Regions from separate parts of the Homo sapiens genome. Here region 1 is linked to region 2. A link is a loop called in an ENCODE intact Hi-C map of the cell type or tissue named here. Cell type or tissue: endothelial cell of umbilical vein. All regions are shown on one strand. Each heading gives the region's core, and the rest is flanking DNA. Links, peaks and the distances in the headings are about the cores only. Region 1 overlaps DISC1 (DISC1 scaffold protein). Region 2 overlaps DISC1 (DISC1 scaffold protein).

What was found. A loop is a pair of places that touch in the nucleus more often than their neighbours do. Peaks named below come from ENCODE experiments on the same cell type or tissue, not always from the same donor. Only the 100,000 strongest peaks of a DNase experiment are listed, where the experiment ranks them.
Region 1: it touches region 2 in a loop (2.6-fold over the local background); 3 of 110 quality-filtered maps call a loop at or near these places.

The regions. Positions count from the first base shown.
Region 1 is chr1:231,860,495-231,864,888 of GRCh38, reverse strand. All of the region lies in intron 9 of DISC1 (DISC1 scaffold protein), which reads right to left. The region is part of intron 12 of TSNAX-DISC1 (TSNAX-DISC1 readthrough (NMD candidate)); the gene reads right to left. Among named protein-coding and RNA genes, the nearest start is that of DISC2, 44 kb to the right of the region's middle. In endothelial cell of umbilical vein, for the core only: no CTCF peak of the experiment used is centred there; no DNase peak of the experiment used is centred there.
Region 2 is chr1:231,811,409-231,815,802 of GRCh38, reverse strand. The region is part of intron 8 of DISC1 (DISC1 scaffold protein); the gene reads right to left. The region is part of intron 11 of TSNAX-DISC1 (TSNAX-DISC1 readthrough (NMD candidate)); the gene reads right to left. It overlaps DISC2 (disrupted in schizophrenia 2), which reads left to right. Exons shown (of 1, transcript NR_002227.2): 1 at 1-1,177. It overlaps LOC105373170 (a long non-coding RNA gene), which reads left to right. Exons shown (of 4, transcript XR_949268.4): 3 at 1,512-4,394. Among named protein-coding and RNA genes, the nearest start is that of DISC2, 4.9 kb to the left of the region's middle. In endothelial cell of umbilical vein, for the core only: no CTCF peak of the experiment used is centred there; DNase peaks (open chromatin) are centred at 1,162 and 1,582; H3K27ac peaks cover 1,409 bases.

The DNA of each region.
Region 1 (4,394 bases), core at 108-4,107, 49 kb before region 2:
CTTTCTCCTTCTGGAGTAATCTGATATTCAGGATGAGAGATTTAACATAGGATTTTATATATCAAAACAAAAATAAAATTGGAAGGAACAATATACAAGAATTTTTGTATAAGGAAGCCTTCTTAACATCTACCTTTCTTTTTAAACGGTCATCACGTCGTTCAGTACCAAAAAATGGTGTCCACCTCCTCAGATTTTTTTGTTGTTGTTGTTGTTTTATTTTGTTTTTGAGACGAGTCTCCCTGTCACCCAGGCTGGAGTGCAGTGGTGCGATCTTGGCTCACTGCAAGCTCTGCCTCCCGGGTTCATGTCATTCTCCTGCCTCAGCGTCCTGCGTAGCTGGGATTACAGGCGCCCACCACCACACCCAGCTAATTTTTTGTATTTTTAATAGAGACGGGGTTTCACTGTGTTAGCCAGGATGGTCTCAATCTCCTGACCTCGTGATCTGCCCACCTCGGCCTCCCAAAGTGCTGGGATTACAGGCGTGAGCCACTGCGCCCGGCCCACCCCCTCAGGTTTTCTAATGACACTACCAATATATAGAAAACAGAGGCAACGCTTATGAGCCTCTTATAACTGAATGAAAGATCAAGGTGCTTGTTATACAGACGACATATAGGGAAGCCTGATGTAGGAAAAAAAAATGAAAACTTCTAAAATTCCTTTCTGTTTTCATCTGAAAATTTGCCCTCAGAAATGAGAATAATGAAAAATTGCAAGTATCGTTTTATAAATGATGAGTTGCATGTGTTTTTATTGTTAATTTTGTGTGACGAAAACTGTTTCACTTCCAATGTTCATATACTGCTACCTGGCTATACTCTGCAAAAGGATTTATGAAAAAGATCTTCATAAAAAAAGTCTATAGTACCAGCCAGTACAGCCCTTTTGTGTGGAAAGGCACTAAACAGAACTCCCCAGTGCAAGAGCAAAGGGCATTTTTCTCTTCAGGCGACACAGTGATTTCCTCCAAGAAAAGAAGAATTGAATAACCGCTTTGATTCTGAGTTTCCGCTCATGGACTTCTGATCTACACTGGTCCTTTTCCTCCACATTGTTCCTGGAGAAACTGGCAGTAGACTAGACCTTGGCTCCAGCATCCTTTCATTCTTACGGAGATGAGAAACCAGGGACTCATTGCCCTACTTTCTTAAAAAGCCCAGGGCAAAGAAATGGATGAACTCACCTAGAGATTCTGATATTGGAAAGAAGTTGCAATCTGTCCCATGACAGTTTTATGAGAAGTTCAATCTACCCCAAGAGTCTGAAAGAACCCATATTGTGTTATTAAAAGCAATGGTTCGAATCTACCTGAATTCAACATAAAGCTATGCTTTTGTTAAAAGAATGTTTTAGGCCAGGCGCGGTGGCTCACGCATGTAATCCCAGCACTTTGGGAGGCCAAGGCAAGGAAATTGCTTGAGGCCAGGAGTTCAAGACCAGCCTGGCCAACATGGTGAAACCCCTTCTCTACTAAAAGTACAAAAATTAGCCAGGCATGGTGGCGGGTACCTGCAGTCCCAGCAACTGTGGAGGCTGAGGTGGGAAAATTGCTTAAACCTGGGAGGCAGAGACCGCAGTGAGCCAAGATCGCACCACAGCACTCCATCCCGGGCGACAGAGACCCTGTCTCAAAAAAAAAAAAAAAAAAAAAAAAAAAAAAAAGAACATTTTATAAACTATGTCAATCAAAACTAAATTCTTGTTAGTTCTATATTTTCATGGCAATGAGCCTGCAGACCCTGTGAAGGCATTACAAACTATGCACGTGCTGAAACTTGGAGCTTATCTGCAAGCTAATGAAGACATGTTGGTCTTTTATTATCCCTTTTATTACCAAAATGGGGTGACCGACTTTATTATACAAAAGCCATATAAGTCCTTTGCAGAGTCAGAGACTAACTCTGTCACTTATTTGCTATGAATGTGGGCATTTTTTACTTACATGAGCCTCGATTTCAACAAACTGAGAACAATGTCTACCTTCAAGGTGAGAAATAAACTAATATTCATAAAGTATTCCCAACTGTGCCTGACACACGAAATCTCCAGCAAACAGCAGCTGCTGCCAGCATCACATCATCACTCCATGGTGCAAGTCATTTTGAAATGATCACATGATTTGAAAATATTACCAAACTAAATGTCTTTCCAAGTGCAGCAAAGATATCCAGATGTTTCCTGGGTCACCTGAAGTCACCATTATTAACCCAATAAATGGCCAGAGACACTTAAATCCTCTCTAAGTGAAGAATGAAGAGGTCTTTCTAGTTCTGATTCTATAACATTAACTAAGGGTTGTCTGGATACCACCCTTAAGTAACAAAATATTACAAAGCAATCATACACCAGATACTTCATTTTAAGACAGAAATGGTGTCTGAAAACCAGAAGAAAAAAATTTACCAAGTTCTTTCATAAGCAGACTATTATTCTTATCCTCAAATAACTAAAAATTATCTGCTAAAACCATCGAAGTAGTCATTTCTTGAGTATACTTCTTTGGAGTCCAAATATGACACCACTAAGGGAATCCTCACAATGGGAAACAGTTGCCATGAGTGATGAGAACACCAAGAATGCTCAGCTCAGAGGCAGCATTCCGTCTCTGCTCTGCCTAATAATAGCTGCTGGAGCTACTTCCAGCCACTTAGGCCTCTGAGTCTCAGATGCCTCATGTATAACACCACCTACTCTACAGGGTTGTTTTGTAAATCAGAAATGAAATAAAACGATGATAAAGCTTTTTATCATCCGTAAAGTAATATAACTGTTGTCAGGTGTGGTGGGTGCTGGAGCCATCCTCCTGGTGAAAGCCAGTTGATAAACTTTCAAGAATTTTGTGAGCCACTTGTTAAACCAGAAATAGCTGGAAATCAGCCACAGTGGGAGATTTACACTATGGAAATGGCCAGACGTTGCCAATCAGGACTTTTTTTTCCTGGAGAACTGGTTCCTAAGCATTTAACAGCACACTATTGGTCCTAGTCGCTGTTGTAAATAGATATAAAGCTTCCTAGGCCTACAGATGAGTGAGCAAACATTAATGGGAAAGTAATCTACTATGAGGTAATATCTCAATCAGACTCTTAAAACATTCATTGAATGAGCAAAGCAAGAAATAAGAGAGCATACTAAGAGATGAAAATGGAAAACTATCACGTGACAGCAACCTCTTGTACATGCTGTGGTCTGACCTTGATATTGAATGGCATCATCAAATTGCATAATCACTAAGATCTACCAAAACATAAAGCAAGTTAAAAGCTAAATTTACTCAAGATATAGTGGCTACTGTAGTGAAATCAAAAAGAAATAAATACAAATAACTAAATAATAATTAGGCTCTGAGAAAAATTCAGTCAAGTATGTCCTTTCTGAGAAAAAACTTCCAAAACCACAACAACCAAAAAAAAAAAAAAAAAAAAAAAAACTTGTCAAAATCAATGACAGAGTCTGGGTGCGGTGGCTCACTCCTGTAATCTCAGCACGTTGGGAGGCCAAGGTGGGGGAGGATTGCTTGAGGCTAGGAGTTCAAGACTAGCCTGGTCAATGTAGCAAGACCCCATCTCTAATAAAAATAAATAAATAAATAATAAAAACAATGACAGAAAAGGCTTTTAACCTCAAAATGTAAGAAACACTCCACCCGAAGCACACTCTCAATCATGTCTCATTGCATCTTTGTTAGACAGATAACCAGTCCCACCCTGATGGATTTCAATTCATACAACGGCACCATCACAGAGCCCAGATGAAGCTCCTGTTTCTCATGTTCTTCAAGGACTTTCCTGTGCCGACATTCACAGGAACAGAACAAAACTAAGTTGAAGACTTTCTTTAGATAAAGGAAATAGAAAAACACAATACCATTTGAAGGCAAAAGTGCCCTTGCGGAAAAAAATTGATGAGGGACAGAATCATCTTCAACTGCTAGGTCCAAAAATGCAGTCTGCAATTCTGCCAAACTCATCCCACACAGGACTCTGCTGACACAGGTTACTGTATTGCAAGAGGATGAAACTGGCTTAGATTAGAAAGATTTGTCCCAATTCAAGGAATGAATCAGTGAGAGATAAAGGGTAGGGAAATGTGTCTCATTCAAGCCAAATTTCAGTTTTTGCAAGTGCAAAAAGATAACAAAAAATGAGAATTGTGGGGAATGGAAAATGCTTGATAGTGATAAGTCTGAAGATAGAAAAGAATAGACTCTGCAGCCGGCAAAAATATTATGACATGGAGCCAGGAGGGAAAAAATGTTGGCCCTTTATTTTCTTAAATTCTTTCCTGAAAACGTGGGCTTTTCATATCTGCTTAACCCTGAGAAGGCTCCAAACACACACATCGTAAGACATTACACAAAATATTTTTTGATATGTAGGTTTCTAATC
Region 2 (4,394 bases), core at 64-4,063:
ACAAACTCGTCATACATGCAGCAACATGTATGTGTCTTTTTCTTTCTTTCTTTTTTTTTTTTTTGAGACAGAGTTTTGTTCTTGTTGCCCAGGCTGGAGTGCAGTGGTACGATCTCAGCTCACTGCAACCTCCACCTTCCAGTTTGAAACTATTCTCCTGCCTCAGCCTCCCAAGTAGCTAGGATTACAAGTGCCCACCACCACGCCCAGTTAATTTTTGTATTTTTTAGTAGAGCCGGGGTTTCACCATGTTGGCCAGACTGTTCTCAAACTCCTGACCTCGTGATCCACCCACCTCAGCCTTCCAAAGTGCTGGGATTACAGGCGTGAGCCACCGCGCCCAGCCAACATGTACATGTCTTTAGAAAAGATGCAAAAGAGTAGTGCCACATGATTCCATTAAGTTCTAGAACAGCCAAAATTAATCCATGGTAGAAGATATCAGAACAGAGGAGGGACGATGATGACTGGGACAAGATAGGGTGTTGTTTCTTGAGTGATGAGACTGTTCTATCTCTTGGTAGGGCTGTTCGTAACACAGGTGTCAAAATTCAAGAACTGTAAACACTTAAGACCTGTGCATTCCACTGAATATAAACCATACCTCAATTAAAAAGAGGAAAAATTAAGAAATTTTTAAGCATGAACATTGAACAATAAATAAATATATAACATTAATGAGTGTCCCATAAATTAGTTAGTGTTAATTAGAAAACCCCACTGTGTTTTCTCAGAATTTATAGTAACCATAATCACAATAATAGCTACAAACTTTCTCACCTTTAAATGTCATCACAACTTTAGGAAACAGGTTATATCTTATATTATTATTATTATTATTATTATTATTATTATTATTATTATTTTACATTTTAACATCTCTGAAACAGGGATGTGTCCTACAATCACCATCAGCCAGGAAGTGGTCAGGATGCAGTGGTTATAACTGGATTATTTTCCCTGGCCTGGCTGACCATCTGCAACCCCCTGGTGTTTCAATGTACAAACTATTTTAGGACCATCTGCGTACTGGCTGTTGCCTGAAAATCTTGTGTTGATGTGGATTTGTAAGACTGGGAAAGCACCAGCATTCAAAACTTGAAGAAAGGTGTTAGCAGTTTGGCAGACAATCCTACAGAAAACTCTTTATTCTTGGGGGAGAAAAAGTTGCCTCCCATCAACTTCAATGGTTCACAGGATGATGACGTGTGGGGAAACACAAACCTCGACAACATTGAGTCCAAATGTGTTTCGGAAGACTCAGAATGAAGAAGAAGATGCCAAGGAAAACCTTAACCAATTTATTTTCCTTTTTAATGAGTGATATGTGATTTTTCAAAAGCCTAAATACATCTAAAAGAGCTATATCAGTTAAGTATAAGATAAAAATTCTAAACCATAGAAAGCACTGTTACTGCTTAATTGACAGCAATTTTTCTTTCTTTGCAATGTATAAAATAATGGGTGCTTTTTATGTTCACTGAAATTCATATTGTTGTCTCCTTTTACAGCTGGGAAAGCGGAAATCTGGAGAACTAAAATATCTTGCTGAAGATCACAATGCAGTAAAGCATAGGGCAAGTTTCCAACTCGAACATCACCCCAGAACACTTCCTTTTAAACATAAATTATGTTGCTAACTTTTTTATTGTTACTTAGCAGGCAGATTTCAAACTGATACAAATGTTGAAAATGATACAAAATGTTTTCCCACCTTAAAGGCATTCTGAAACCTAGCACATAACATCTGTCACTGAAGTCCATAGTTTCCAATGCCATGATTGGATAAAGACCCTATTGAGACTCATGTGTTTGTCTCTCACTGCTTAAAACACTCATGTGTTTTAAGCAACATGACAAGCACAAAAGAGAACAAGTACTGCTCCTGCTCTCCAGGAAGTTACCATAAAATAAAGGGGATAAGGTGCCTTCCAAAGAAAAAACAAATACTAGGAGAGGTCAGAGGAGAAGAGAGATTATTCCAGAAGGAGAGACTGAGGCAGATTTCAGGAGGGAAGAATATAAGAGTCCCAAAAGAAGAAACAGGAACCCAGGTTAGAGAGCAATGGGCAAGGGGTAGGAGGTGAGACTAAACTCACAAGGAAGTTGCTTCAAAACAATAGTGCCCCAAATGCCAAGCTGATGGGTTGGACCCATTTAGGAAAAACCCACAAAGTCCACAGGAGAGCAGACTGCACTTCCATGAGCTTCAAGCTGTAAACAGTAACCTCAAATAAAACTTTTCCCGGATCGGTAATTTCCATCCTGAACAATGGCCAAGTCAAGGAAGCTGAGGATCGAGCCCCCTACCGCATGCCACAAAGAACCTCAAGGGACCCCATGCTCTGGGGAGCTCGCAGGAGGACCAGCACAGAGGTGTGACTGCGTTGGGGCAGGGTGGCCACATGTACAATGTTGTACCTTCCAATGTTCCTCCTTAGGCTGTGCTTATGAAGTCCCAACATGTCTTCTGGGCTGTGTTTTCAACCAAGAGAGTTAATAAAAAGTGGGATGGGCACCAACTATGCCTCCAGAGACATCAGGCAGAATATGCCACAGCGTGCCATGTCCTCCTGCAAACAGTCAGAAAGAAAAGATCTCTAAAAGCAGATTGGAAGAGACTATATATACAGAGCGAGTGCCGGTACAGAAGTTTTGCTGCAAATACACCCTCTAATCCCTTGCAACCCACTGCAAGCTCGAGAGACCAGTGCCCTTGGTAAAACATAGGAGAGATCATTAATTAAAGCCTAGGCCCTTTCTTTGATCCTGAGGGATAAGGCTTGGGAAAATGCACAGTGATAAAAGTGAACATTTTAAAAGAGCAGAGTGAGTGTGAATTCCCAAAGAGACCATTCATATCAAGACCCAAGCCATGAGAAAATGCTACAATGCCCTTGATCAATACTTTATAGGCATTTTGACCTCAGATCTAATCCCATGAGGCTTAGACCAAGACCTTGCTTGATGCAGACCTCTCTGACTGCTGAAATTGGTCAGGAGCTCAGTGATGAAAATTTGGAAAGTCAATGCTGATACCTGAAGAAAGTCCCATCAGAGATCTGTGACCTGAATCTTCATAACTTTCACAGGCCCTTTCTAAATGCCAAGGAGGATGTGTGTGGAGAAGAATATGCCACCTATGGCATCCCAATATGCCTGTGCCCGCCTGCTCTTCAACAAGGGAATGAAACCTGGGTATTCTCATAGGTTTTTTAAAGCACTTGTCCACATATTTTATTCCGCAAATAACACAATTTAAAATTCAGCTAGAATTTGCCATTTTCTGTCAGGGTTGTGCATTTCTTCCAGTCACCATGACTTCCTGAGATAGCCAAAACACAAAATTTAAATTGTGTTTAAATTAAATAAACACAATTTATGCTGAAGCTGACTTTACCCACTCTGTTCCAACATTACTTATCCTCAGCATCTCTGAATTCAAATATCAGCCAGGTGTGGTGGCTCATACCTGTAAGCCCAGCACTTTGGCAAGCCAAGATGGGAAGGTTGCTTGAGGAGTTGGAGACCAGCCTGGGCAACATAGCAAGACCCCCATCTCTACAAAAAAATTAAAAAATTAGCCAGGCATGGTGGTATGCACCTTTAGTCCTAGCTACTTGGGAGGCTGAGGTGAGAAGATCACTTGAGCCCAGGAGCTTGAGGTGGCAGTGAGTCATGATCATACCACTGCACTGTAGCCTGAGCAACAGAGCAAGACCCCATCCCTTAAAAAAAATACCTGCCCTCTGTACTTCATAGCACCTGGGGCATTTTGAACAGTTCTTCCTTCACCTGAGGTCATTATTTGAGAATCCAATTTTAGAGACTACAATGCTCTCATTACTTGGATTGTATCATTTAATCTTCCCAACAATCCAGGAAGGGGAGTCTCTTAATGATTGTCCTTGATTTCCAGTTAAAAAATCTAGACCCAGAGGTAACCTTGTGAAGGTCACAGAGTTTCAGAGTTCTAAGATCCCATGCGAGATTGCTGAACTTGAACTTGTTTCTTCTGATCTCATGTCAATAAGTGACTTAGTCAACACCTGGGTAGAAATCATCACTAAAGTGAGAAAGCACATGGTGAGGGGGATGAATCCTGTGCCCACATGGTCCCTTTCACCTGCCCAATCCTCAGGCCTCTCACCTGGGGTACCCCTCACACACATGGCACTTTCCTGAACTCATGGACATTTCAGTTTGTAACGATCCTCCTAAGATTATCTACTTTCACCTATCCACATTTGAACTATACTTCTTTAGTGGAAAAAAAGAAATAAAGCCAGTGCTGAGAATGATCAAACTCCAGAAATAGTAGACTGCTGTATAATTTGTCTTGCGTGACACCAGATCTTTCAAGGAACTGCAAGCTCAAGTGCACAGTTAAGCAA